Linked DNA regions of Mus musculus: region 2 is linked to region 1. The links are chromatin loops, found by intact Hi-C in ENCODE. Cell type or tissue: heart. All regions are shown on one strand. Each heading gives the region's core, and the rest is flanking DNA. Links, peaks and the distances in the headings are about the cores only. Region 1 holds the start of AI987944 (expressed sequence AI987944). Region 2 holds the start of Zfp788 (zinc finger protein 788).

What was found. A loop is a pair of places that touch in the nucleus more often than their neighbours do. Peaks named below come from ENCODE experiments on the same cell type or tissue, not always from the same donor. Only the 100,000 strongest peaks of a DNase experiment are listed, where the experiment ranks them.
Region 2: it touches region 1 in a loop (5-fold over the local background); 20 of 42 quality-filtered maps call a loop at or near these places.

The regions. Positions count from the first base shown.
Region 1 is chr7:41,385,754-41,401,254 of GRCm38, forward strand. It overlaps AI987944 (expressed sequence AI987944), which reads right to left and starts at 7,626. Exons shown (of 5, transcript NM_001199330.1): 1 at 7,474-7,626; 2 at 2,355-2,502. It overlaps Gm17102 (predicted gene 17102), which reads left to right and starts at 7,945. Exons shown (of 2, transcript NR_166533.1): 1 at 7,945-8,267; 2 at 11,112-11,700. Vmn2r57 (vomeronasal 2, receptor 57) reads right to left here. Exons shown (of 6, transcript NM_177764.4): 6 at 13,979-14,910. The coding sequence ends at 13,979. In heart, for the core only: a CTCF peak has its summit at 7,696; a DNase peak (open chromatin) is centred at 7,678; H3K4me3 peaks cover 1,773 bases; H3K27ac peaks cover 1,246 bases.
Region 2 is chr7:41,625,760-41,641,260 of GRCm38, forward strand. Zfp788 (zinc finger protein 788) reads left to right here and starts at 7,772. Exons shown (of 6, transcript NM_023363.3): 1 at 7,772-7,935; 2 at 8,921-8,951. Gm51480 (a long non-coding RNA gene) reads right to left here and starts at 7,254. Exons shown (of 3, transcript XR_003946761.1): 1 at 7,166-7,254. In heart, for the core only: a CTCF peak has its summit at 7,220; DNase peaks (open chromatin) are centred at 7,212 and 7,762; H3K4me3 peaks cover 2,125 bases; H3K27ac peaks cover 1,930 bases.

The DNA.
Region 1 (15,501 bases), core at 2,974-10,973:
AAGACTGGAGGCCCCAGGGAGTTTAGAGTTCTGGTAGGGTGGGGGGTAGGGGCTGGGGACATGGGGTGTGGGGAGGGTTGAGGAGGAGGTATGGGATTGGGAACAGCTAGAGGTGGACCAAGAGAAGGATAAAATCTATAGTGTAAAAGGGATAGATTAAATAAAATTTAAAAAAAAGAATAAAAAGTTCAATTTAAAATAAGAGGAATCTCAAATGGCTGAGAAACAGTTAAAGAAATGTTCAACATCCTAATTCATCATGGAAATGGAAATGAAAACTACTTTGAGATTTCATGAGATTATACATGTCAGAATGGATAAGATCAATAACACAAGTGAGAGCTCATGCTGGCAAGGATGTGGAGAAAGGGGAACATTCCTCCTTTGCTGGTGAGAGGGCGAATTAATACAGTCACTATGGAAATCAATATTGTGATTCCTCAGAAAACTGGGAATTGTTCTACTGAAAAATCCACCTATACCACTCTTGGCCATATACCCAAAAACTACTTCATCTTACCAAAAGGACAATGGCTCAACTATGTTCATAGCAGCTTTATTTTTACAGGACAGAAACTGGAAACAAGCTAGATTTCTCTAAACTGAAGAGGGATAAAGAAAACATGGTACATGTACACACTAATGTCATGAAATTTGACGTCATGAAATTTAAAGGAAAATAGATGCCAACTCAAAAACTAAAATCACCCTAAGTGAGGTAACAAAGACCCAGAAATACAAACATGGTATACTTTCCCTTCCAAATGGATGTTGCTTGTTAAATAAATGATAGTTGGGCTACAATACTCAGACCCAGGGAGGATAGGTAAAAAGGAGTGCTCTACGGGGGAGGGGTGTACTGGCTGATTTTATGTCAACTTGACACAAGCTGGAGTTATCACAGAGAAAGGAGCTTCAGGTGAGGAAATGCTTCCATGAGATCCAACTGCAAGGCATTCTCTCAATTAGTGATCAAGGGTGGGAGGGCCTCTTGTGGGTCGTACCATCTCTGGGCTCTGTAAGAAAGGAAGCTGAGCAAGCCAGGGGAAGCAAGCTATAAGAAATATCCCTCCAAGGCCTCTGCATCAGCTCCTGCTTCCTGACCTACTTGAGTTCCAGTCCTGATTTCCTTTGGTGATGAACTGCAATTTGGAAGTGTAAGCTGAATAAACCCTTCCCTCCCCAACGTGCTTGTTGGTCATGATGTTTGTGCAGGAATAGAAACCCTGACTAAGACAGGGGGAAACATGGATCTCTCTCAAAAGGGAAACCAGAATGGATTCTATGGGTGGACTGAGGGTGAATGGGGACAGGAATGGGAGAGATCAGTTAGAGACACGGAGAGAGTGCAGTAAGTGAACAGCTGGATTTTGTGAGCATTTGAGGGTTAGTGTAGAAACTGAATGCACTGGTAACTTCTTGGAATTTATGATGGTAAATAAATAACAAACAAAATAAACTAAAGTAACAAATGGAGTAAGAAAGAAATCAGGCAAAGAACACCCTTCACAATACCCTCAAATAATGTAAAATAGGCTAAAGTAACTCTAAAAAAGCAAGTGAAAGACTTGTATGATTAAAAACTACAAGTCTTTCAAGAAACAAACTGAAGAATTATCAGAAGATGTAAAAATCTCTCATGTCCATGGATCAGTAGGATGAACAGAGTATTAACAGCCATCCTACTCATAACAATCTAGGTTAGGTGTGTTACTGAGGAATCCTAGTAATGAAGAATTTGGAATCTGATCTGGCCATCCTTTGTAGCAAGGCAGGGCTTCAGTGGTGGGACTGGGCTACATTTGGTTGAGTGGTTGGCCAAGGAGGTCCTATGAAGATCTCTAAAGAACCCTGGCTTATGCTAGGACAGAAGGTTGCTCTCTGAAACCTGACAGCAGGACCCTATTGCTCAGGACAACTTTCACACAGCTCACTGAATGCAGAGGATGGTCAAGAGCTTGGTTAAGCAGACTTGGAGCCTTCGTCCTTATATTCTAGTCTCTCTGGGGTGAGAAGGTACCCTACAGGCTTCAGAAATAGAAACCTGTATGCGAACCCAGCTTAAAAAGCCTCTACCTAAACTCTGTCCTGCATGCAAGATGTGCAGAGGCACGGTGGCACCAAATGTATTTGAGTGTCAACCCAATGTTTGATTTTACTTGAGGCTGACTCCACGAGAAAGAATCCATGTCCTATTCTACCTCGAAGGCCAGAGATCTCACAGAGATTTAAATGGTAAGCATGGGGTGTGTATGGGTTTGTACCAGATCATCTTTTGCTCTGTTACAGCTGTTAGCTTGGTGTTTTTCTGGGACTTCTAACAGTGCGAGCAGGTATAGCTCTGTCTGTCTTACCTGCTTCTAAGACTCTTTTCCTCTTATCGGGGTGCCTTGTACAGTGTCAATATGAAGTCTATTGCCTTGTCTTTTTGTATCTTGTTCTTGTTTCCTTGTGCTCTCTTGGAGGCCTGCCCTATTCTGAAATGGAGTTGGAGAAGTAGATCTGAGGAAGAGGAAGACAGGAGAGGTTCAGGTTAGCTGGGGGAAGTGGACACTGGTCAGCATATACTGTATGAGAGAAGAATATATATATATATATATATCAATTAAAAAATTCATTCAATATGCATAGATGAAAATACAAAGAAGGGAAGCAATAATGAACAAAGAAAAGCAAAACAGCCAAGGCAGGGAAAGCATGATTTTGATAGATACAATTTTCATTCCGTTTGTGCAAAGGGTGACCATCACACAGGAATTCATAACAAGCTCATTCATGGGCCCTGTCCAGATCTGTGAAATCAGAGGTTTTGCTCTCAGCAGTGTGAAATATATACCATGCAAGATATAAAACAAACAAACCCAGGTCATTTTCTCATTATCTTCCACTAGTTTGGATTGTGGAATTACAGAGGTTCCTGTACACTTAATACCAAAAGAGAATTCTTCCTTCTCTTTAAAGAAAGGTAATGTTTGAATAACTATTCAAATAATACAAATACATATGTAATGTAACACAGTAGAGGTATATTAATTATATAATACATTAAACATATACAAAATGATATATAAAAATGTTTAAAAATGTCCTCCAAAGCAAAAGTGTTACCATCTAAGGTGGGTAATTTCATCATAGAAAACAAAGAGATGTGTAATTTGTCTAGGACTATTACATTTTTGATAAATTATAATTTACTGTCATTATAAAAATTCAAACAAAAAGACTCAGTCTGATTCTTACCCTCATTTTTACTTTTTTCTGTAGTATGATTTGTTGGGTTTCGGACCCTGGACAAGCAGCTGAGGTGCCTGTTTAACACACCAAAACAGACCTGGCATCTAGGTTCTCCCAGCATCCCTCACTCTCTACTGTTATAGGGCATGGCTGCCATACACCATCCTCTAAGATGAGCTTCTCTTGCCCCAAGAAACTCTTCCTTCTTTGCTCCCTTGGCATTTTCTCCATCCTATGTGTGCACCAACTTTCTCCCTTTCTCTTCCCTGTCCCCTGTCTCCCTTCTCATGACAACTTCACTGATCTCCTAAAAGGTCAGTGAACTCACCCAAGAGCTGTTATCCAGAGCAGACATGACCCTAAGCAATGTGAGGACAGGGAAGAGCCAGAGATGTAGCTATTCTAGAATTAATATGCCTTCACAGGGAGAAACCAATACAAACACAATTAAAAGAATAATTAAGAAATGTGTCTTTAATGACAGCATGCATTCAGCTCTGGCTAATGCTCAAGTAGAGCACTGAGAACAGGTTTCATATTTCCTATATGCTGTCAACCTAAGTCTCTTTTAGGTTCAGTCTCCATAGTATATTATATTTTGAACAATTTAAATATGGACAATAGACTGCAAGTCTGGCCACTCACATCACAGATGGGAGATTTACAAAGCACAGATATTCCCATAATTTGTTTTTAAATCTCAATTGCTCTATTTTACCAATGAAGACCCAGAAGCTAGAGCTGGGTTGAAAGTCTGCTAATCAGAGGAAGAGAAAGTAACCAGCTGACTTTTCTCCTCAGCAGATGCTCCACCAAGAATGGTGCTCTCTCATACCACAGTAAAAAATCCTTCTAATGTGTGCATCTCTATTCATCTCACTGACTCCTTCTTACTCTTTATGGTTTTTTTTTCTTTTTCTTTTTTCTTTCTTTTTTTTTTTTTTTTTTTGGTTTTTCCGAGACAGGGTTTCTCTGTGTAGCCCTGGCTGTCCTGGAACTCACTCTGTAGACCAGACTGGCCTTGAACTCAGAAATCTGTCTGCCTCTGCCTCCTGAGTGCTGGGATTAAAAGCGTGTGCCACCACGCCCGGCTATGTTTTTTTCTTATCAATCCTAATTACACCTTTGCCAACTGGTTACTTACTCTGACTCTTAACCTATGGGTGACTTTATTAAATCCTGTTTACAAAATTCAAGCAGGAAGTTCATAGATTAAAGGTGTGGGCTAAAGTTGAGCCACAGCATAATTAAAAATAGGTTTTCCAGTGAATAACATGGGGTTCACAGTGAGAACAAATATCCTGCAACACAGAGTCATTTATTATTATTATTCTTTTTTTTTTCTCGATACAAAATGAAGAAGTTTATTTTCTGGCATGTTGTTGTTGATCTTCAATTAGTCCCTCAAGTGACTAGAAGGTGACCCTGAATGGCCATTACAAGCAGTTTTATACTTTCTAGGGGCACAGGTTACATCAGCAAGGTTACAGTTCAAACTTATTGCCTAAGCATATTGACCATTAAATCTATTGGCTAGCAAGCATGACATACATTTGAACTCTACCTGGGACTTTCCAGAGGGTACTATCATTCAGTACATTCTGAGAATTTTTTACTCAAGAATATTCCTGTGGGTGGAGAATGGAACTTGGCCTAGCCTTGACCCCAGGCGGGAGAGGGAAGCTGTAAGGAGGGTGTGGGAATAGAAAAAGCCCTTAGGGTCCCTCATTCTCCCTTTTTTCTTGTACAAGCTCCAATACTGGAGCTAAATTCAGTGGTCTGGGGTAAGTAATTCATATTCTTCAGGTCCTGTCCTCAGGGTCTCATATTGTTGGCACAGGACCATCAGCTGCACTGTTCCTATTCTCTTTTATGAAGGCTGTAAGATTGTTCAATATGCAGGGTACACATGTCAATAGCAAGAGAACAATTAGGGGTCCTAACAAGGTGGATATGAGGGTGGTTTACCAAGATGAGGAGTTAAACCAAGACTCAAATCAGCCCTGACAGGGTTCTAAGTGGAAGGCCCCAGAGGATGAGAAAGATAGGAAATGTAGAAAGTAGAAAAGATAAAAGCTGGGGAGGGGAGGTCTTGTGCAAGCTATGTCTTATGCCAAATAGGCATCTTAAGAATAGCATCTTGTGTTCTACTGACCAAAGGCAAATGGAAAGAAATGGGAAATTTCTATGAAGTCAGTAGAAACTACCATACAATGGGACAAACTCAGGGGGACTCTAATAAAATAATACTGTACAAGGGAACACAGGGTATTTCAAGGTCATCACTTAAAGCCTACAGAGGTCTTGGGTCTGATAACCACAACCCCATATGGTGAGAAGTGTTTGGTTCTCAGGATCTGAAGTAACCTTCCCCCAGAGGCTTTGGCCTCAGATCATTACCACCTCTCCCAAGCATGTTCCTTGCTTTAGTAAAGGGACTCTTCCTATAGTGTTACAATCCCCTTCAGCTCCATCAGTCCTTCCCTTAACTCTTCCACTGGGTTCCCATGGCTGGGTCCAATAGAAAGAACAACAATATTAACTAACCAGACCTGTCTTAGTCAGGGTTTCTATTCCTGCACAAACATCATGACCAAGAAGCAAGTTGGGGAGGAAAGGGTTTATTCGGCTTACACTTCCATTCTGCTGTTCATCACCAAAGGAAGTCAGGGCTGGAACTCAAGCAGGTCAGGGAGCAGGAGCTGATGCAGAGGCCATGGAGGGATGTTCTTTACTGGCTTGCTCAGCCTGCTCTCTTACAGAACCAAGACTACCAGCCCAGAGATGGTCCCACCCACAAGGGGCCTTTCCCCCTTGATCACTAATTGAGAAAATGCCTTACAGTTGGATCTCATGGAGGCATTTCCCCAACTGAAGCTCCTTTTTCTGTGATAACTCCAGCTGTGTCAAGTTGACACAAAACTAGCCAGTACAAGACCCATCAGTGCCCCCAGGAACTAAACCACCAACCAAAGAGTATATATGAGTGGGTTCATGGCTCCTGCTACATATGTAGCAGTAGCAGAGGACTGCCTTAACTAACATCAATGGGAGGGGAGGAGCTTGGTCTTGTGGAAGCTTGTTGCCCCCCTGGGGGTAGGGGGGGATGCTAGAAGGGTGAGGCAGGAGTGGGTGAGTGGGTAGGAACCCTCATAGAGGCAAAGGGGAGGGGATGGGATGGAGGTTGTGGAGGGGAGACCAGGAAGGGACAACATTTGAATGTAAATAAGTAAAATAATTACTACTAATAATAAAGACAAAGGAAGAAAAAAAGGAAAAAGAAAAAGAAAAGTTCTATTTTACTCTCAATACATGAGGGCCTACCTGGCTCTGTCAAGCATGTTCCTGGGTTTGAGAAAGAGCTATGCCATTTTCTATACATAAGGGCCTCACAGAAAGCCTTGCTTGATCAAGCCAGTCCTGGACCCAACAGTGTTTTCCCTTTTCAAAGAGTTGCCAGCCGGTGTTCTCCTGCGAATATGGCAGAACTATGCTTTTTCTCAAGAAGAAAACTAGCAGCACTTTGTGATAAACAGCCTTTAATGTTGATTGGGACTCTATAACGCTCCCTTGAGCAGCCAGTTCTTTGCTATGAGGATGGCCCTAGTGGCTGGTTGTCAATCAGAGTAGCCTCCTTTGTTAAGCACTGGAGCACTTTTCTGGACAATCCTAGTGAACAAATATATCTATCCTAGCATCCTGATCTCTAACGGGTCTGGTTAGCACACTACTTATCTGTAGGGTGTCTCAGAGGCATTCCTCCCTCAGCTAAACTCTACTTGCTGTCGCTTAACTATCTCCTAAGCATTGGTAAATCCTTTAACATCATCAATTCTACTCTTCTACACCACAGTTTGATATGGGAGTGCTACCCAACATGAGATGCCTTTTATAACTTCTACAGAATTAACTCCAAATAGGTCTTACAGCTAAATGTTAAATGATGGGGGAGTTAACTTTTAGAAGTAGAGAAACTAGGCCTCTCTGAGTTTGACATCCTGCTAAGGATGTTTCCACACACAAGTCTCTGAGCCAGATGCTTTGAGCAGATGCCGCCCTCATAGTGAAGTTATTCACAGCCCACCGCTGGGTTCAGGGAATGACTAGGACAAAAAGGGAAGTAACAGGTGGTCAGATCTGGCCACACTTACCACCCAGACCCAGGGACAAGCCACCATACCAACTTCTGCTACACAACTGCCTGCTCCTTCCCTCTGTGGGCAGTGGCTCTGCACTCACCATGTCGCGAATTAGCAACTTGCTAGAGCTTCCCTCACAGCACCCAGCAGCAGCGCTTAGAGAAAAACAATCAGAACTTTTCCAGCAGGGTCCGTTATAGAGCTGAAACTGCCGCAAGGAACCCGGAAGGTCCCGCCTTCTCTCCTGACTGACAAATCCACCCCAAGGCTCCGATTGGTCACTAAGTCTTGCGTAACATGAACAGCTCCACCTCAAGGTTCTGATTGGCCATTAAACCTCCCTTAGGGTTAGAATGTGCAGATGGGACTCCGCTTGGTTGCTGGCCTGGTCTTCCACTACAGTATCATTCTTTCTGCAGATACACAGAGATTTGAATTTCAGTAGCGCTTGTGCCTGTTTTCCAAAAGCATACCCGTCTGTCTTCCCATCCAGCTCTGGGGAGAACCCACCGCGTCAGCTCGGGCTGCTCCTCCCCTTTGTAGGAATTGACCCTGCCCTCCCTAGCTCTCTAAATCGGGAAATCTGGAGCTTGCTTGAACTACCTTTGCTTTATTCATTAGGCACTTCCCTTTCTTCCTCCGGAAATGAAGGTGGATATGTAATGGAAATCAAGCTTGCGTATGTAATTGCCAAAATTAGCCTGTAAGCGTTACCGGCCCAGGAGCCAGGTAACTTCTAGCGATTCTGGGAATTGTAGTTTTTTTTTCTAAGTAACCCTCGTGAGAAAGTGCGGTGGCCAAATTGATTATCTGTATAAACCCCTACAATATGTGACCGGGGGCTATTCCGGCTGGGAAATTCTGCGGATATTTCTGACCCAGGTCCATCTCTTGGTCAGTACCTAATATTTAATAAACTGTTGCTTTTAATTTGGACCGAAATGGTGGTGGGGGGGGGGGAGGAGGAGGAGGGGGGGGGGAGGAGGAGGAGGAGGATGAGGAGGAGGGGAGGAGGAGGAGGAGGAGGAGGAGGAGGAGGAGGAGGAGGAGGAGGAGGAGGAGGAGGAGGAGGAGGAGGAGGAGGAGGAGGAGGAGGAAGAGAAAAAGCCCCAAATTCTCTTTTCATCCCGGATAATGGAGGGGTGGGCTGACCCAGCTGTGTCTAGGGTCTCCAGGAAATGCATTCCCTCTGCAGAATCCCAAGGTGAATGGCAGACTCTAAACAGTAAGCTTCCTGTTGGTTCCTGGATTATGGTTAAGAGATACCCTGTCTGATAAACAGGGTGAAATTGATGGGGTTTGTACACCCCATTCGGGCAATTGGGAGACGCCTATTTTTTTATTTTACTTTTTTATTCTTTATTTTTATGTATTTATTTATTGAGTAATTTCTGCGTAGTTGGAAGTTCATCCAAGGCCATCAGTTATTTTCTGATCCGTTATTTGCCTTGGAGCCTTGGAAATGCCATCTACTGACGCTGGGTGACAGAAACTGCAGTGGCCCAGTATGTGGCAACTTCACCTGGGTTCCAACGCCTAGGCTGTTCAACAAAGCAATTTCCAGAGGATACCAGGCAGTCCAGGGATTATACAAGAAATCAGTTGAAACACAATCCTATTGGTAAAATTGTCATAATCAGTCTGGTGAAACCTCTGTGCGACACCAATTCAGTCTTTACTGTTGTCTGTTTTGTGACTTGTCCACATCCGGTCTGTCCTCGTGGGTTACTATTTAGGGGGCGTCTAAATTAAACAAACACACAATATAAGGACTGATGGACCTAGAAGTAGCAAAGACCAATTTTAAATATTGTTGTCTTATATATCAGATCTGTCTTTGTATGATCTGTCTAGTGAAGCTGAGCCTCTGAATTTGTGATGCTCTGACTTGGGATGGTATCCAGGAGCCAAAGACTCTACCTTTCAGTCTACCTACAGTCGCAGGCCCTTCTTTTGCCTGCTCCTACCTCTGTCTAGCTGGCAGGAAAGCTGGGTCGATAAAAATGTAACATCTTAGAACACCAAGCATGGGTAAGGGGGACTTGCGGTTAAAGAATTCACAAGTAACACTTGGGGCCCAATGGATATCTTTGTAATGTCCAGAGCCTCACATAGAAGCCAAGTGCTGCTGGGCTGCCCTACCCCCAACTGCATTGAGCCAGACCCAGCTCCTCTCCAAAATATGGATGAATCTTTGATTTCTCTGCTTGTAAATTTTGTTGTTTTTGTGTAAGGATGCACGTGGCCATTGCATGCTGGTTTCTCATTGGTCTTCAAAGCATGAAAAATGTTGTTTCTCATTCTTGTAGCTAGTTTACTGGGCTCTAGTTTACTCTGGGTTTTCTGGACACAGGACTTCATATAATAGGAATTCAAATACTTCCAGTATATAGTCAACTTCCTTCCCTAACCACCCACCCAAACTCCTCCCAATGTTCCTTTTGCATTTCCCTCTCTCAGCCTGCCTTGTTGGTAGCTGTTGCCATTAACATCTCACTTCTCAAAACCCTTGGGTCCTTACTTATGAGGAAATTACAAAACACTCCTTTCTACAGCCTACCACTCTCCCTATGTCTTGGAGGCTTATGGACAAGTGCTGTAACACCACGCACATGGTATAAGTTACTGGATTCTTTGTAAATGTCACCAAATATGGTAATACTGCCCTGGCTTCTAGATACACTTTACTGACTTTTATTTACTCAGGTGCTTGGGTGCAACAAATTCAATTACTCATAATTAACTTTGCTTAAAAAGGTTAACACAGCTTCTAAACTTTTGTTCTGATACATAATACACAGTGCTAGCAGGGGAGAATCTAGAATCAATATAGATTTCATCATCAGAAACCTCAATTCACAATTTACAAAATTGATTCAACAGAAATTGCAGACACAGAAAAATATACTTTATTTTGGTCATATAAGGTTACATTCTAATATTCCAGGCATTTTGTCTAAGGGAAATACAAGGGAAGTTTGCCCTTACCACTGCCATTTTCTTAGGAATTAATAAACTACAGGAAGCATAAGAATCTCATAAGTGCTTATATCAAAATGCTTCAGTATTTCAATGATATTTTTTACTAACTAAATAGCAGAATCACCTTACAGCTAAAAATATCCTTCATGTGTACTCGTTAATATCAAGTCTTTACTCACTTATGTGTAACTCCTGGAGGGCTACTGTAAATCATATTTGCATGTGGATGTTACTCACATTTCCTGTTTGGGGAAGTTAAAATACGTTCAGGACATCATACCTACTTAATGTTTGCTCATTTTTGCTGTTCTCATATCAGGAGAAGCAGGTAAGGATGTGATCGCCCTTTTACTCAGAAATTTTGCTATTTTAGTTCTCAGTAAAATATTAAAACTGGCAATTCTTCTCTATATACTGCCAAGCTTTTTAAAGAATGTTACCAATAATCTGTTCTAATTGAGCCACATCACAGGCATTTTATATAACTCTTAGCATCAATTGTTTGGGGAAAGATCTAATGGATGACTTAAAAATGCAGGAGAGAGAATAGAGTAGTATGACTTCTCATAATATTCAATCCTCTAGAGCAAGGGCAAGGATAGCCTACTGCTACAAAAAAAAAAAAAAAAACTTTTTTTGTCCTTCTCGAACAAATTAAAAATCACAGTATGTTGGAGAGATGTTATGGCAGGTCATGAGAACTGCCCAGATCCAGGAATTCACTGGATTTAAGATTAGGTTTGTGCTTTTTCTCAGGGTACTGAAATCCCGTTGTGAAAACCTGAATGAGTGACTTGATCTGTGAAAGATGGACCAAGAAAATCCACTATGGATACAACTGCTAAACCTAAGAATAGAAATTGAATGGGGGTGATTGAGTCATGAAGCCATGAACAAGAGACTCTCTACCAAGAGTGAATCAGCTGTAGAAACCAGTGACTGAGAGAAAAGCATTGATAAAATCTCAGAGAGAGGGTTTGACTTCGAGGTTGCTGGTCCTTGCTATGTTTTCTCTTTTGAATGCATATGTTACTACTACTACTCATATTGTTTCCTAGGCAAAGATGGTTTCACAAACACTTGATGAATATATATTCATGCCTTCCATGATGAAAAATTAACTATTAACTAAATTTGCATGAATTATCCTTTATTGCTGCACAAAAGCTAATGAAGGTTTTTCTTAATTGTTTTTGTCTCTAATTGGATTCATAAATGTGGTCCTTATAAATGTCTCTAGAATGTTTTGTTGGTTATACTGGAGAGCATTATAGCCCTGATTGCTTTGATTCTCCATGTATGCTTTAAAGTTTGAATTGCAATGAAATAAAAATATTTCAAAGAAGTGGAACTGTGCTGAATCCTGGAGATGGCCTGGTCTAGTTGGCTTAAGAAGGATGTGCCAGGGCTGGAAAGGTGTCTCAGAAATTGAGAACGCTGACTAGCTCTTCCAGAGGTCCTGAGTTCAATTCCCTGAAGACAGCTAAAATATATGCACATACATAAAATCAATAAATAAGACTTTTTTTAAAAGTATGTGCCATATTATTTTAAGTTTAGGGACAATAGCTCCTGGGGCAAGGTGTCCAGTCAGGTTTCTGACACCTGAAGCAGTACCTCAGTCAACGGAGCATTCAGGCACCTGTGTAACTCTGTATTACCAAAAAAGTCAGCCAAGCATACAGAAGCTTCACAGGACAATTATTTTCAGACATTAACCTTTTGTACTCTGTATAGCTTGCAAATGTTATGTGTCTTAGCAACTACAATTGTTCTCCTCCTGGAGACATCCATTATATTTTATTTCTGATAAGTGTGTAAAAAGTATGACTGCATGCAATGAACTTGTCACATCCCCAGGCTTCTTGTAGCCTCTCTTGCTAGATGAGATTTCCTCAAACAATAATCAGGCATGGTAAGGAAGGGATGATGTTGCATCTAGCCAAAGAGTTTTTGATTCTATGAAGTATTGCTGAAATCCCCTGACTCAATGTGGAAACCCCAGTTCTTTCTGCCCTAACATGAATCCGTCACCCACTAAACCATGCATCGTTGTAGTCATAACAAATCAATTTCTAAGGATATGATAGATACATGTGAAGTAATGACCAAAAGAGAAAAAAGGATCTGCATTTACCTTTCCATGTCTAAAAAAAAAAAAAAAAAAACCCTTACATAAACTCTACTGTTCCTCTCCCTTTTTGATAGGAATCACCTTTCTCACTAGAAGGTCTCTTTTTCCTTCTCTTGGAAATAAATAATCACTTCTGCTGGAGTACACTACTCTACTCCTTTTCCGCCTTCTTTCTTTCTACATTGCCTGAGAAACATAACAGGGTAAATGGAGAAAAAAAAAAAAAAACCTCTACCCACCACTAAAAAGCACACCTCTTTAACCATATCACAATGATAACAAATCTTCAAACAGAAAAACAATAAGGGACTGAACATGAACTAATATTGACTCATATTAGTGGCATTTGTGATTTTTCTACAATAAGAGACATTAATAATCCCCTGCTTTCACAGAGCCATGAATTTTGCTCAGGAACTTTGAATATCCACATATGGCATATATAATCAAATTCAAAGTTTTTCCCTGAGGCCATTTAAAATGATATTTCCAATTTCATTGTCAATTATAAATGATTTCCACTGCTTTAACAAAACTGTTTAATTTTTTCAATGAAGTATTTAACTCCATATTACATCTGTTGTACAGTTTAAGGTAATTCATCCTCCATAATGCTTGTTTCTGAAGTGAGCTCTCCTGATTTACCTCTGCCCCAGTACATTGTACCCATAAAAATTTGTGAACTGCCAGATCAGTCACTAACATTCTGTTACTGAGCTCTGGATTTCTAAATGACTGCTAGCTTCCAATGAGGCATCATTTTTAGTTACCCATGTTTTCCCTCATTTTACAAAATAATGTGAAATCAAAATAGAAAGAGCTTCTACTGTCATTCTGAGCCATGGAATTTCTTCTGAAAATAAGAACATTTGAAATTGATGCTTGAGAGACAAACTTCTCTTACGATGTTGAATTTACACAGTAGAGTATAATAAAATAATTTACAGTTCAAAAACAAATGAAATCTGTTACATAAAGGGGATGCTTGGGGAAGTGGAGGGATGTGAGGGGGCAGGGTGGGTTCATGGGTGAGGGAACACCCTCTCAGAGGCCAAGAGGAGGGAGGGTGGGGTAAATAAACTTGGGGGGGGTACTGGCAAGGGGGTAATATTTGGAATTTAAGTAAATAAAATAAGTTAAAGAATATTTAATCAAAGAAGAACCAAATGAATATAAAATGGCTGGGGATGGTTACATATCTTCAACATCAGCACTTTGCAGACAGAAGAAGACAGAATAAGTTATACCACAATTGTCAACTTATGGGGAAGTAGACCAATAAAAGACACAAAGTGAGATACTGTTACAGAAAAAAAAATGTATAACATAAAGATCAGTCTTAAATAAAAATTGTTACACTACAAAGAAACACTAAAGCAATGAAATTAAGAATTATGAACCCACGTAATAATATATCTGAATAAAAGATTTAGAATGATGTCATACTTTTTAACCATTATGTTTAATTAACATGGATTAATTTTAACTCTTAAATAAATTTTAAATGACTACTTCTTCTTGAATGTATTTTGTTCCTGATATCAAGACATGAGTTCTTATCTGGCCTTAACAAAATTATGTAGCACTTAGGGACAAATATCAAGGCAAGAAATGATGTACTGGAAGCCAAGATAGAGAAGACTTCCATAGCCACCATGACCTTCCCCTTTGTGCTATGGTAGACAGGGAGGAAAGTGATCCAAACACAGAAGAATACCTGCATGCTGAATGACAGGCACTTGGCTTCATTGAATGTGTCAGGCAGATTCCTGGATAAGAAGGCCATGGTATAGCTCCCAAGTGCTAAGGAGCAAAGGTATCCCAGTACACAGTGGAAAGCAACTGCAGAACCCTTGTTGCACATAATGATGATGTGACCATGTTCAACATGAGCATTTTGATCAATAAAAGGTGGAAAGGTAGCCAGCCATATTCCACAGATAATAAGTTGGATCAGTGTGCAGATGGGAATAATGAGATTTGGGGCCCTTGATACTATTAACCACCTCACCATTCTAGATGGAGAGGTGACCTTGAATGCAGTAACCACTACAATAGCTTTGGCTAACACTGTGGAGAGAGCCACAGTGAACAAAGTTCCAAATGCTGTTTGCTGCAAGATGCAGGTGGCTGTGTTGGGCTGTCCAATGTAGAGCAAGCAACTGAGAAAACAGATTATGAGTGTCAATAGCAGGATGTAGCTGAGAACCCGATTATTGGCCTTGACAATGGGTGTGTCTCTGTGCTTCACAAAGACCACAAGAACCAAAGCTGTGAGTACAGAGAAGTCCAGTGCTGTGATGGTGAGTGCTATCCCCAAGGGCTCTTCATAGGCCAAAAAGCTCACAGATTTCTGAAGGCAGTGATTCTTCTCTGAGTTTGCATAGTGACTTTCTGGACACTGCACACACTGATCCATATCTGTTTAGAAAGGAAAGTGACTGTAATTAATCCACAGGTGTTACCTCCCCCCCCCCCAGCTTTTAATTTTCTGCAGCTAATTATTATTCTTACTGGATAACCTTTTTTATTTTCTGAAACAAATATTTATGTACTCTATGAATCATTTTAAACCTATGCAGCCTTTTTTTTAACTTATGGTGACAAATATCAGAGTCCAATGCTTTCCTGTTTTTGTCTGCTATCCCTGAATTTGTGACTCTGTTGCATCTAGTTTATAGGTCATAAAATTAGAGAATGATATTGCATAAACCTAATTTGATTCTAACATCACCTTATAAAAATCTCTAATTTGTAGATTTGTAATTTGTACAATGTGGACAATGTTCTTTGAAGAACCTTCTTAGAAGCAAAGGGGGAGAGAAGGAGTGGGGTGGGGTTCTTGGAGCAGAGACCAGGAAAGGGGATAACATTTGAAGTGTAAACAAATGATTAATTTTTAAAAATTCATTTCTTAGTGTGTTGAAGGCACATAGTTTTAAATTATTTCATTTATTTACATCCCGAATGTCAATCCTTCCTGGTACCCCTCCCAGAGTTTCCCATTCCATT
Region 2 (15,501 bases), core at 2,958-10,957, 240 kb after region 1:
GATAAGGTAAATGATATTCAAAGAAAACCATGCCTGTTTATGGGAAGTGATAAATCCTTCAATTTCTATTTAAATATGACTCAAAATGATTCAAGCCACACTAGAGAGAAAACGCAAAAATATAAAGTATATAAACTGGAGATTACCTCTCCTTCGAAACTTGTTGGGCATCCGAGATTCTTTGTTCAACAAAAATATAGGAAATCTGGGAAATACTCCAGGAACTCCTCAGGCCTCACTAGACTTAAGATGCTTCAACCTGGAGGAACGCCATGCAAATCTACAGAATGTGGGAAGTCCTTTTCTCAGTTCTCAGGCTACAGAGAGAATTATACAATCCATACTGGAGAAAAACCTTATAAATGTAAAATATGTAAAAGGTCTTTTACTACAGGTTCATATCTGCAAGCTCATCAGAGAATCCACACTGGTGAGAAACCATACAGATGTAAAGAGTGTGGCAAGTCCTTTACTCATGGCTACTCTCTTCAAATTCATCTAAGGCTTCATACTGGAGAGAAACCTTACAAATGTACAGATTGTGGCAAGGCTTTTGCCGAGGGCTCAACTCTTAAATCCCACCACAGGATCCATACAGGAGAGAAACCCTACAAATGTAAAGAATGTGGAAAGTCCTTTGCCACACGATCAAATCTTCAAGGTCATAGCAGAATTCATACCGGAGATAGACCTTACAAATGTGCAGATTGTGGCAAGTCCTTTACCAGCCGATCCTGTCTTCGAACACATCACAAAACCCATACTGGAGAGAAATCTTATAAATGTAAAGAATGTGGCAGGTCTTTTGCCGAGGGCTCAACTCTTAAATCCCACCACAGAATCCATACTGGAGAAAAACCCTACAAATGTAAAGAATGTGGGAAGTCCTTTGCCAAACGATCAAATCTTCAAGTTCATAGCAGAATTCATACTGGAGATAAGCCTTACAAATGTGCAGATTGTGGCAAGGCTTTTATCAGCAGCTCCTGTCTTCGAACACATCACAGAACCCATACTGGAGAGAAATCTTATAAATGTAAAGAATGTGGCAAGTCCTTTACTCAGCACTCCCATCTTCAAACCCACTACAGAATCCATACTGGAGAGAAACCTTACATATGTACAGATTGCGGCAAGTCCTTTTCTAATAGCTATTCTCTTCAAAGGCATCATAAAACCCACACAGGAGAGAAATCTTATAAATGTAAAGAATGTGGCAAGTCCTTTTCCCAGGGCTCACATCTTCAAGCCCACCACAGAATACACAGTAGAAACAAACCTTGCAAGTGTAAGGAATGTGGCAAGGGTTTTGCAGAGGGTTCAACTCTTAAAACCCACCACAGAATTCATACTGGAGAGAAACCCTACAAATGTAAAGAATGTGGCAAGTCTTTTACTGAGGGCTCGACTCTTAAAGCCCACCACAGAATCCACACTGGAGAGAAACCTTACAAATGTAAAGAATGTGGCAAATCTTTTACCATGGCCTCAGCTCTTAAAATTCATCACAGAATCCATACTGGTGAGAAACCTTACAAATGCACAGATTGTGGCAAGTCCTTTACCCAGCACTCACATCTTCAAAGACACTGCAGAATCCATACAGGAGAGAAACCTTAAAAATGCAAAGAATGTGGCAAGTCTTTTGCTGAGGGCTCATCTCTTCAAAAACATCACAGAATCCAGTCATAAGAGAACCTTTACAGATGTAAAGAATGTTCAAAATCTATTACCTGATTTGCAAATCTTAAAAATCATCCTGGAATCCATACTGGAAAAAGTCTTTTCAAATGTAAAGAATGTTTTGAATACATTACCAAAGACTGTAAATTTAGAACACATTATAAAATTCACGTATGAGACAAAAGCAAGGGTAATTACTGACATACTTGTTCACCCAAGAAAAATGTTCTTTAAAATATGAAGTATAGATAGAAGCCTTTAACCAATATTTAACCCTTCCTCAATATCAGAGAGTCACACTAGGAAGCTCTACACTGGTATGAATTTGAAAACATTTTACCTAGAAATACATCGTATATTCACTCTGGTGGTTTGCCTGAAAGTGGCCTGCACAGATATATAGGAAGTGACATTATTAGAGGGTGTGGCCTTGTTGGAGTATGTGTGGTTTAATTGGAAGAAGTCACTGGGGGTGGACTTTAAGGTTTCAGATGCTTAAGCAAGGCCCATCCATTGTCATTCTTCCTGCCTCCTCTCGAACCATGTGTAGAATTCTCAGCTACCTCTTCAACACCATATCTGCCTGTGTGCCACCATGCTTCCCAAATGGAGATAATTGACAAAACCTAAAACTGTAAGTGTGTTCCTTAAATATTTTCCTTTATAGGAGTTACTATGGTTATGATGTCTCTCACAGCAATAGAAACCCTAAATAAATATGATATCCACTAAGCAATTTTTTGAAAATAGGTTACATATGTACTAATGTTTCATACAGAATTATTCTGAAATCAACTACTAATAATGGTATAGAATTCATGTTACATTTGACTAAACTTGTAATAATTTAAAACATAAAGACTTGTAACTAATATTTCTCATAACCATCTAAAATCAAAATTGTTGCACATTTATGTACTTCAGTGGAACAGGATATTTATATTTGTATGGTATAGCTTCGATGTAAAGATATTATAGGATATTATAGGATTTGAGCTTTAAGTATATGTTATAGATTATGTATAATATTAAATTAACTTTCTGTCTCAATTACTAGTAAATAAATTAGAGCTTGTGTTTGTTTACTGCTACCTTGGGGTAATGAATTTCTATTTTATACTGGAAAGGTATCATTAATGTTAGCCATTCTATGAGTGATATTTTTAACAAAAACATGTCGCAAAAATACAATGGGTAATTGGGAGCATTTTAGGGATGTGCAGTGAGGTAAATGTGGGATGTAAAGGTGAATACCACAGCACAAAGGATCTGGTAATGGAAATAGGAACGAGGCTTCCTGAGGGAAGCAAATACAGAAGGAAGAGGAAGGACGGTAACTTAATAAAAAGGTGCCTGAAACAGTCATGGTGCATAAGTGATGTGATAGGGGAAACAGGAAAGGAGGTTTCCTAAGGGAAGGGGAAGGGAGGCGAATATGGATGGATGGACGGTACCATGTAAGGATGTCTAACTATTTGCCTTGAAACCAAACTTCATATAATTCTGTTTATAAAGCTACATATATAGTTATGTATCTTACTTGAGCTGAGAACCCTCTCTCCAAGAACTGAAGACCACTTAATGAAAATCCTAATAGCAGTCCTGAGAAGTTCTTTTGAATTGTTTACTAGGGCTATCTAAGAGACTCCCAAAACCTACAGCCCATTGCTGCATTACTTATCTGGCCAGAGAAGTAGAAAGGATGTACCCATTGCTAAAGACACAGACCATGCACTTCAAAAAACAGGGCCCAGAGATTCTTGAGCTGGCACTGTGCTGAATGCTCCCACCCTGGGACTAGCTATTATGGTACCAAATAGTTTCCAAAGAGACAAGCAACCAAGTCTTTCCTAGCTGTGATGCCTATTAGCTACATCAATGACCAGCATTGCACAATAAATAAGGGTAAAGTAGTGGCGCATAAACCATGACAGTAAACAACAGCTCTAATTAGACTTAAGACCTACTCAACCAGAGGGAAAACATGCTCACTGCTAGTGCTAGTGAAGTCATGGTTATTGAAGGAGACTCCACAGCACTAATTTATTAAACCAGCAAAATCCCCACAATCTGTAAATATCTGGCCCTATACCTACAAATAAATATCATCTTTACTACTCATCAAGGAAACTTCTGTTTGCAACACACAGGGATCACTACAGAAAAGCACAACTAATCAACATGCAGAGTTCTGGAGCCTAATATCAATGATACATGTAGAGAAACATTGGTTTTTTTTAAAGATTTATTTATTCTATAGCTGTCTTCAGACACTCTAGAAGAAAGTGACAGTTCTCACTACTGATGGCTGTGAGCCACCTTGTGGTTGCTGGAATTTGAACTCAGGACCTTCAGAAGAGCAATCAGTGCTCTTAACCTCTGAGGCATCTCTCCAGCCCTAGAGAAACATTTGTATATCAAAGGCTTAGAGACCATTTCAGAAGAAGAAGCAGAAAAACCAGACCATAAGAGCCAGAAGATCAGGAAGTTTGCAGGCAATCATGTTTCCCAGTAATAACCAAAATGACACCCTCAAAGTGCCACCGACATGTTAGCTAAGCATGAGCTGAATAAGGACACCAGTGGACAGGGAAAAGAGCAAGAGGTCTTACCCCTACACAGAATCATTATAAATAACTGAAGAAAGGTCCATCTTCAATAAAGTTTCCTCTGAGATTCTCTTGGAACTTTACAGATAAGTCACAGAGTCTTCCCTCTTAGAGCATAAGTTTTCAAATAGTTTATATAGATTACTGATAGTAGAACAAGACCTTTAGTTACAAACATTCCCTTAGCAAAGTAAATGACTCATCCAGCACACACCATGGGAACTTAATTTTCAAGTCAGGGTCCATCACTTTTCAAAGAACATAGACTTCTCCCAATAAAAGTGATGATGCCTGGACACTGCTCAGAGGGCTTTGTTCAGGATGCCATGTGGGAGAACTACAGTGACCTGGTCTCTGGGGGTGAGGATATATTTCCTTCATGATTCCCACTTCATCCTAGGCTGTCTTTCAATCACTACTAATGATGATTAGACTTGCAATATAAAAATCACATACTAGGTAAAGGACAACTTATTCTTGTGTAAAAGACATCCCCTGTGTGGATACAGGGTAAAGATTAAGTAATGACAATAATGAAGTGAGAAGTAAAAAATAAACTAAAATGGTGGATGTCATGACTGCTGGACTTGAATGAATGGAAGGAGTGAATATGTTTCGAAAAAAAGAAAAAAAAAAGCTGAGTATCTTAGACTGGTTTTGTTTCTTGTTTGTTTGTTTGTTTTTGTTTTGTTTTGTTTTGTTTTTTTTTCCCGAGACAGGGTTTCTCTGTGTAGCCCTGGCTGTCCTGGAACTCACTTTGTAGACCAGGCTGGCCTCTAACTCAGAAATCCACCTGCCTCTACCTCCCAAGTGCTGGGATTAAAGGTGTGTACCACCACTGACCGGCCTGGCTTTGTTTCTTAATCCAATCATGTGACATGTTTCATTTGATTTGAAAATTGAAGCTATTATTACTTTAAGTTATTCTTGAAAGGTCTGTGACCATTTAAAAAATGATGTTTTATTCTTGATTTTGATGCTCTTGTTTGATGTTCTTTGTACTTTGTGTTTGAGTAGTTATAGCTGACATTGTTTCCTTTCTTCAGTCTCTTGGCTATCCTTCTCTTAGTTTTATTATTATTATTATTATTATTATTATTTTGGATTTTTGAGACAGGGTTTTTCTGTCTTCTGAACTTTTGAAGTCTTAATATAGTGAGGGGAAGAAATCTGAAGCGTTTTGTACCTGAAATAATTTTCCTATCACCATCTAAGTTTTTGTTTGTTTGTTTGTTTGCTTGTTTTCGAGACAGGGTTTCTGTGCAGCCCTGGCTGTCCTGGAACTCACTTTGTAGACCAGGCTGGCCTCGAACTCAGAAATCCGCCTGCCTCTGCTTCCCAAGTACTGGGACTAAAGGCGTGCACCACCACTGCCAGGCTCTAAGGTTTTGTTTTTGTTTTTTTATGTCCTCCAACTTTTATATCTTTGAATTATTGACCTCAAGGCACTGTCTACCCTCAAATGTTTTCTTGGATCCTCATAAGTTAAGCTTATACCCTCAGACCTTTCATAAAGCTACATCTTTCTATACAGCTATTGACCATGAGACATAGGTGGTTGATCACTGGGGAACAGTCACTGAAAACCGAGTTTTTTAGATAAGGGAGTAGCAGAAGGTTACATCTTGGAAAGATTACATCTGGAACTTGTATATCTTCTATCATGAAGCCTGTGAGCAAGGCAACCAGTCTGCCTTTTTGTTAAGCGATCTGGTAGTCTTAACTATCTAATGAATTGACTAAAGAGCTAATACAGTAGTGGATTACCTTGGGGTAAGGGGCTGGTCGCCCTATCTAGCTGTTAAGCTGCAGTTAGCTTAGCTGTCAATGTAGTCAGAGATCTGAGAAGAATAAATTATAATCTAGATGTCATATATTAATTTTAATGTGTTTTATAAAATGGAGCCAGTGGTACCAAAGGGAGCGCCTGCCTGCCTAGGCCCATGCCAAAGAGTTCCCTCTGAGAAATCAGCTATAGGATGAACTTAGTATGAAAGGGAGTTTATTTGGAACCTGGGGAAGTCGGTAGAGGCAGAGAAGACGGGGACAGAGAAGAACAGAAGAAAAGAGAAAGAGGGGAAGAGGCTGGCTGGGGACATTAGAGGGAGGGAGGGAGGGAGGGAGGGAGGGAGGGAGGGAGAGAGAGAGAGAGAGAGAGAGAGAGAGAGAGAGAGAGAGAGAGAGAGAGAGAGAGAGAGAGCGCGAGCTTTTTTATCAAGCCAGGCTCTTACCTGGCTGTTGCTAGGTAACTGGTGGGCGGATCATCAAGGAAGTGACCATTACTGATGAATGTTTGCACCCACAAACATAGACAAAAATCTTTGAATTTGTCCCAGCATTACAATAATAAAAAAGGTGTACTAACACTTGGGAAAGAACAGAGTAACAAAACAGTATAATCAGAAACTTAAACACAAAGAAACTAGCTGCCTTATGGTCCAACTCTAAAACTCCACCTATTCCAGTCAGAGTAGTTGCCCATGCCTTCATTCAACAATCAGAACGCGTAGACAGACAGATCTATTGAGTTCTAGGCCAGCTTGGTCTACATGCCAAGTTCTAGCTAGTGAAAGTTACTTAATGAGACTCGGTCTTTTTTTTTTTTTTTTTTTTTTTTTTTAATACGCAATAAGAACCGCTAAAATCATCACTGCTGCAGGGCCCGCACAGCATCAGAGTCCTCAATGGAAGCTTCTGGCCCGTCCAGACAGATCTGCCCAGGGGCCACTAGGAGGGGTCAATCTCAGGTTTCTGAAAACTACTGGACGCTGGCTGTCCCACTGTCACCCGCCCCTATCCCGGGAAAGATGACCACAGCCAACTCGGTCGTTTGCCCTACTCCATCAGGGATCAGTAAGCTGCTACTCGCTTACATAAGCTTCACCACGGCGGGGTTCTGCGCTGTCCTCATGGCTCCGCACAGCGGGCCCACAGTGCACTGCACTCCTGTCCATTGCGTACCTCTCCCTCAGAGGCAAAGCAGAACACTGAGCACCGCCTGCAGGGAAGACCCGCCTCCTATCCGTGCTTTCTGAGGGAACTGCATGTCCCGATGCTTTGATTGGCTAAAGAGGCGTGAGTGACAGACGTTCCCTTTGATGGAAAGGAGAGCTAAAGGCGTAGGGAGAGCCACACTCCTTCCCAGTTGTGTGTTCGCTAAAGGGTGCAGACCTGTTCCAGATCCAGGGAGATTTGCATTTAAGCAGAATTGTGTAGTGGGCAGTGCACATGAGCGACCCTGTGCTCTGAAGCAAGGAGTGCCAACTAAGTGCAAGAAGACAGCCGAGCCAGTTCTGGGAGGAAGAAACAGGTTCTGTGTAAATGTAGATCTCACTGGAGCTCATTCAGGTCCGCACATAGGGCCGAAGGCAGGGCTGGGAGTGACTAGCAGTACTGGTCCCTTCAGTCATGTGCAGCTTAAGGATGCTATCACTCAAACATTGCTAGCCAATCAGAGCTTCCAAGTAGGCAGTCCAATCGAGTGCCAGCGGGAGGCGGGATTTCTTGGCCGCCATGCCACCTTCCAAGCTCTAAGACTGAGGTAGTCGCGTTGGAGACGTTGCTCTGTACGAAGTGCACCGCTGTGACAAATTATGAGGCAAATTATGTGAAGAGAGCGGGTGAGCCTGCAAGCCGCGCTATGGTGAGCAAGGGACCCTTGTCCCCAGATGGGGTGGATCCGATGTGGTGCATCCTCACCGGGGTTGGGGCGGGCCTTTTGGTACTGGCATCAGGATTCCCCCTCCCCGTGGGTTTAGAGTTACTCCCCACCCCCACGCCCTTGCGGGCCTTGGGGGGGGGGGGGGACGACTTGATGAGCTCTGTCCAGCAAGAGGAGTGCCTCGATGTTGGTGACGTCAGTTCCCTGTATGTGAGCACTGGTAGTGTTGTTGGCGTTTCACCACACTGCTAACCTTAAGACCCTCTAGGTTTTCTGTGTTATGTTCTTGATGTTCTGAATGCATGGTGCAGGCTGTATTTAGATTTAGGTTCCCCCCCCCCGGGGTGGGTGGGTGGGAGGGTATAGGGGGGCTTTCGGGATAGCATTTAAAATGTAAATGGAGAAAATATCTAATAAAAAAAAAGGAAAAAAAAAAGAAAAAACGTATTCATTTTTTTTTCCTTTTACAATCTTTTGGGAGAGCACTCCCCATGTTTTAAATCCATATTTATTTATTGCGGGCTGGCAAGTGTGCCAGTGTGCCTGTGGAAGTCAGAGGATAGTTCCTGAGAATAGGTTTCCCACTGTGCTGGCCCCAGGGTTTGAATTCAGGGCAGCAGGCTTGGAGATAGTTACCTTTACTGGGCCTTTCCAGGCCCTCTCCTATTTTAACTTTTTTGAAGGTTTATTTTTATTTTATGTGTATGAGTATGTGCTTGCATGTGTGTATATACCAAATGCATGTGCAGGCCAGAACTGGATTTGGATCTCCAAGAACAGTTTTAGATGCTTTTCAGATGCCACGTGTGTGCTAGAAATTAAACTTGGGTTCTCTTTAAGAGCAACGAGTGGTTTAAACCACTAAGCCGTCTCTTCAGAACCCTAATTATTAGTTTAAGGATTATTTATGTTTTGTATATGTATGTGTCTCTCAGTATAAATGCTACATGTGTGTGATTCCCCACAGAGGCCTGAAGAGGATGTCGGAGGCCTTGAAGGTAATGAATGTTAAATGCTGTCATCAGCCACTGAAGTGAGTGCTGGGAACCAAACTCAGGTTTTCCAAAATAGCACACTCAACTGCTGAGTCATCTCTCCAGCCCTCCGTGTACTTCAGGGGACACTGAGAGACAAGTGTAAAGGTCTCTGGAGAGAGGTGTCCTTCATATCCTCGTCTGTCTGAATCCGTAAGCCCTAGTACTGAGCTTTTCTGTCCTACACAGTTTTCTCTAGGTGGGGCTGAATGGAACTACAGGAAAGTCTGAGATCCTAGCTTGAGTCCCCAAAACCCTCTGTGGCAGTTCCTCTTAACTTCTCTAATGCCAGCCTTTAATACAGTTCCTCATGTTCTTGTGACTCACGACCATAAAATTATTTTTTCATTAATTCATTAATTCATTCATTAAATTTACATTCTGATCAAAACCTCCCTCCCCCTCTCCACCCAATTCCATCTTTACAAATCCCTCCCCACGTTGCCTCCTCTCTTCCTGGGGCATCCAGTCCCAGCAGAACTAAGCACGTCCTTTCCCACTGAGGCCCAACCAGGCAGTTCAGTTAGGGGAAGGAGATCCAGGGGCAGGCAACTAAGTAAAAGACAGCCCCCACTCTAACTGCTAGGGAACTCAGATCAAGACCAAGCTGCTCATCTGCTCCAAATGTGTAGGGGATATAGGTCCAGCCCCTACATGCTTTTTGGTTGGTGGTTCAGTCTCTGTGGGCCCCCATGGTCCCAGGTCTGTTGGTTCTGTAGGTCTTCTTGTGTTATCCTTGATCCTTCTTTCTTGCTCAATCCTATCCCCTACTCTTCCAAGCTCCTCCTGATGTTTGGCTATGGGTGTCTGCATCTGTTTAAATCTGCATGTGACTCCTGTCTACAAGCATAGCTGAGCATTCACTAATAGTGTCAGGGTTGTGTCCCATTTGGGTTGGGTCTCAAGTTGGGGTAGTCATTGGTTCCCTCAGACTCGGCTCCATTTTTATCCCTGCATCTTTTGTAGGGAGAACAAACTGGGTTGAAGATTTTGTCGATGGGGTGATGTCCACCTCCCTCCACTAGAAGTCCTGCCTGGCCACACTAGGTGACCACTTTAATCTCCATATCCTTCACTGGTAGAAAAGAACCTCAGCTAGGGTCACCCCCATAGACTCCCTGAAGCCTCCTCCATCCATGTCTATAGTTAGTCCCAGAGATGTCTTAGAACCATTTCCATTTCTTTGCCCAGCACTCTCCTGCCTACCTCCAGCCATACCTGATCCCCATCTCCACTGCTCTCTTCACCTCCTTTCCCACCCAGTTCCCTCTTTTTTATCCACCTCCAGTGACTATTTTGTTTCTTCTTCATGCATTCCTTCTTGGGCATGCCCTGTTAGTTTCTTTGGTTTTGTGGATTGTAGCATAGGTATCCTGTACTTTACAGTTAATGTCCAATTAATTATAAGTGAGTACATGTCTTTCTGGGTCTGGGTTACCTCACTCAGAATAATATTTTTCAAGTTTCATCCATTGCCTGCAGTTTTCATGATGCTCTTGCTTTTAGTAGCTGAATAGTAGATGTACTACATTTTTTTAAAATCCAATCTTCAGTTGAGGGGCATCTAGATTAATAAAGCTGTTATGAACACGGTTAAGCAAGGATCCTTGTGGTATAATGGAGCATCTTTTGGGTATATGCCCAGGAGTAGGATAGCCAGGTCTTGAGGTAGAAGTATTCCCAGTTTTCTGAGAAACCACCAAATTGATTTCCAGTGGTAGTACAAGTCTGTACTCCAACCAGCAATGAAGGCATGTTCTCCTTGCTACACATCCACACCAGCAGGTGCTGACACTTCAGTTTTTGGTCTTAGCCATTCTGACTGCTTATAAGATGGAATCTCGGAGTCTTTGATTTGCTTTTTTTGATAACTAAGGACATTGAACATTTGTTTAAGTGTTTCATGGCCATTCAAGATTCCTCTGTTGAGAATTCTCTATTGAGTTCTGTACCTCAATTTTAATTGGGTTATTTGGTTTGGTGGTATCTAATTTCTTGAGTATATATATATATATATATATATATATATATATTTTGAATATTAGGCCTCTATTGGATGTAGGATTAGTAAAGATATTTTCCCATAATGTAGGCTTCTATTTTGTCCTATTGATGGTATCTTTAGCCTTACAAAAACTGTCCAGTTTCATGAGGTCCCACTTATTAATTGTTGATCTTAGTACCTGAGCTATTAGTGCTCTGTTCAGGAATTTGTCTACTGTATTCAAGGCAGTTCCCCACTTTCTCTTCTATTAGATTTTTAGTGTGTTTGATTTTATGTTGAAGTCTTTGATCCACTTGGAGTTGAGTTTTTTGCAGGATGATAGCTATGCATTGTCTTAATTGGTGTTTCCATTGCTACGAAGAGACATCATGACCAAGGCAACTCTCATAAAAGGAAACATTTTATTGGGGCTGACTTACAGTTTCTGAAGTTCCATCCATTATCATCATGGTAGGAAGTATGGTAGCATGCAGGTAGACATGATGCAGGAGGAGCCTGGAGTTTATCTTGATTTAAGACTCTCTTCTGTAGGAAGCCTGGAGGAGACTCTCTCTCCACACTGTGTGGAACTTGGGCATAGAGACCTCAGACCCCATTCCCACAGTGAAACACTTCCTGTATAAGGGCATACTTCTTTCAATAAGGCCAAAATCCTAATAGTGCCACTTACCATGGGCCAAGCATATTCAAATCACCACTTGAGGCTATTTGCATTCTTTTACAAGCAGACATCTAGTTAAATCAGGACCATTTGTTGAAGATGCTTTCATTTTTCCAATGTAAGGTTTTGGCTCCTTTGTCAACTATCAAGCATTCATAGTTCATAAGTATATAGGTTTATTTTTGGGTCTTCAATTCTATCAATCAGCCTGTCTGTGTTTATGTGAATACCATGCATTTTAATTAGTATTGCTCTGTAGTGTAGTTTGAAATCAGGGATGGTGATGCCTTCAGAAATTCTCTTATTGTACAGGATTGTTTTAGGTATCCTGGGGTTTTGTTTTTCCATATGAAGTTGAGAATTGCATTTTTAAGGTCTGTAAAAAAATTGTATTGGAATTTTGATGGGAATTGCATAGAATATGTAGATTGCTTTTGGTGAGATGGCTATTTTTACTATGTTAATTCTACAGATCCATGAACTTGGGAGATCTTTCCATCTTTGGATGTCTTCCTTAATTTCTATCTTCAGAGACTTGAAGTTCTTCTCATATAGATCTTTCACTTGCTTGGTTAGAGTTACACCAAGGTATTTTATATTATTTGTGGCTATTGTAAAGGGTGTTATTTCCATAATTTCTTTTCTCATTTGTATAAAGAAGGGCTACTGATTTTGAGTTAATTTTGTATTGAACCACTTTGCTAAATGTGTTTATCACCTGAAGGATTTCTCTGGTAGAAATTTTGGGATCACTTATATACTATCATATCATCTGCAAAAAGCAATATTTTCACTTCTTCCTTTCCGGTTTGTAACCCTTATCTCCTTTACTTGTTTTATTGCTCCAGGTATAACTTCTAGTTCTATGATGAATGGATAGGGAGAGAGTGGACAGCCTTGTCTTGACCCTCATCTAAGGCGAATTGCTCTGTTTCTCTTCCTTTAATTTGATGTTGGCTGTTGGTTTGCATAAATTGCTTTTGTTATGTTTAGGTATGCACTTTGTATCCCTGATTTCTCCAAGACTTTTATTTTTTTACTTTTAAATTATTCGATATTTTCTTTATTTACGTTTCAAATGTTATCCCCTTTCCTGGTTTCTGCTCCGAAAAACCCCCAACCTATCCCCCTTCCCCCTGTTCACCAACCCACCCACTCCCGCTTCCTGGCCATGGCATTCCCCTACACTGGGGCATAGAGTCTTCACAGGACCAAGGGCTTCTTCTCCCATTGATGTCCAACAAGGCCATCCTGTGCTACATATGCAGCTGGAGCCATAGATCTCTCCATGTGTACTCTGGTTGGTGGTTTAATCCCTGGGAGCTCTGGGGGTACTGGTTAGTTCATACTGTTGTTCCTTCTATGGGGCTGCAAGCTCCTTTAGCTCCTTTAGTCCTTTCTCTAGCTCCTTCATTGGGGAACTTGTGTTCAGTCCAATGGTTGGCTGAGAACATCCACCTTTGTATTTGTCAGGCACTGGCAGAGCCTCTCAGGAGACAGCTATATCAGGCTTCTGTCAGTAAGCATTTGTTGGCATCCACAATAGTGTCTGGGTTTGGTGACTGTATATGGGATTTATCCCCAGATGGTGCAGTCTCTGGATGGCCTTTCCTTCAGTCTCTGCTCCACACTTTGTCTCGGCATCTCCTCACATGAGTATTTTGTTCCCCTTCTAAGAAGGACTGAAGTACCCATACTTTGGTCTTCCTTCTTCTTCAGCTTCATGTGATCTGTGAATTGTATTTGGGTATTCTGAGCTTCTGGGCTAATATCTATCTACTTATCAGTGAGTGCATACCATGTGTGTTCTTTTGTGACTGGGTTACCTCACTTAGGATGATATTTTCTAGTTCCATCCATTTGGCTAAGAATTTTATGAATTATTGTTTTTAATAGCTGAGTAGTATTCCATTGTATAAATGTGTACTGGCTGGTTTTGTGTCAACTTGACACAGGCTGGAGTTATCACAGAGAAAGGAGTTTCAGTTGGGGAAATGCCGCCACAAGATCCATCTGTAAGGCATTTTCTCAATTAGTGATCAAGGGAGGAGGCCCCATTGTGGGTGGTGCCATCTCTGGGCTGGTTGTCTTGGTTCTATAAGAGAGCAGGCTGAGCAAGCCAGGAGAGGCAAGCCAGTAAGTAACATCCCTCCATGGCCTCTGCATCAGCTCCTGCTTCCTGACCTGCTTGAGTTCCAGTCCTGCATCCTTTGGTGATAACAGCAGTGTGGAAATGTAAGCGGAATAAACCCTTTTGTCTCCAACTTGCTTCTTGGTCATGATGTTTTATCCAGGAATAGAAACCCTGACTAAGACAAAATGTATCACATTTTCGGTATCTATTCCTCTCTTGAGGGACATATGGGGTCTTTACAGCTTCTGGCTATTATAAATAATGCTGCTATGAACAAAGTGGAGCATGTGTCCTTTTTATATGTTTCTCCAAGAGTTTTAGATGTAGGTGTTTTAGATTTTGTCAAAGGCTTTTTCAACATCTAATGAGATAGTCATGTAACTTTTCTTTCACTTTCTTTTTATAGTGGATTACATTGATCAATTTTCATATATTAAACTATACCTGTATCCCTGGAATGAAGCCGACTTGATTATGGTGGATGAAGTTTTTTATGTGTTCTTAGAATCAGTTTGCCACTATTGAGTACATTTCCATCAGTGTTTATAGTAGAAATTGATCTAAAATCATCTTTCTTTGTTGATTTTTTTATGTTGTTTTTCAGGGTGACTGTGGCCTCATAGAATGAGTTTGGCAAAAATGTTCCTTTTCTTTCTATTTTATGGAATAGTTTGAGGAGTATTGGTATTAACACTCTAGCGAAAGTCTGGTAGAATTCTGCACTAAAACTATCTGCCCCTAGACTTTTTTTGGTTGTGAGACTTTTAATATCTACTTCTATTTTCTTAGGGGTAATAGGACTGTTTAGATAGCTTATCTGATCTTGATTTAACATTGGTGTTATCTGTCTAGAAAACCATTCATTTATTTTAGATTTTCTTTGAGAACTTGTTTGGTGGTTCTAAAAGGGAAATAAATGCAGGTACTCTTATTCTCCTGACCAAAGACCTGTCTTCCTTTTATGATATCTATCTAGAAAATCACCCATTTCATTCAGATTTACCAAGTTTGTGGAGTATAGGTTTTCAAAGTAAGACTGAATGATTCTTTGGATTTCCTCGGTGTCTGTTGTTCTGTCTCCCTTTTCATTTCTGCTTTTGTGAATTGGAGACTGTCTGCCTTTTAGTTAGTTTGGCTAAGGGTTTGTCTATCTTGTTGATTTTCTTAAAGAACCATCTCTGCATTGTTCTTTTGTTTCTAAATCATTCATCTTAGCCCTGTGTTTGATTATTTCCATATATATATATATATATATATATATATTTATATATATACACACACACACACTTATATATATTTCTCACATATATATATATATATATATATATATATATACATTTCTTTTTATATTTTGATCTCAGCACCCTCCATCCCTCCCATGATTACCTATTCCCTTTTCCCTCAGAGAATGAGCACCCCCTCTTGGATACTACACCACCCTGGGACATGTAGGCCCAGCAGGACTAGGACATCTCCCACTGAGGTTCAGATAGGTAATCCAGAAAGGGGGAGGGGATCCAGTGGCAGACAACAGAGATAACCCTGCTTCAATTGTTAGGGGACCCAGATGTTCTTGGTGTAGCTGGTCTCAGATGGGCAGCCTGGGCAGGACAATGGATCTCAGGGGATAGTGCACTTTTCAGCCAACTCAACATGCTGGGGCTGGGGGTGGTGCTACAGTCAGCTTCAGTTTCTATTGTGGCTTTGACCAACA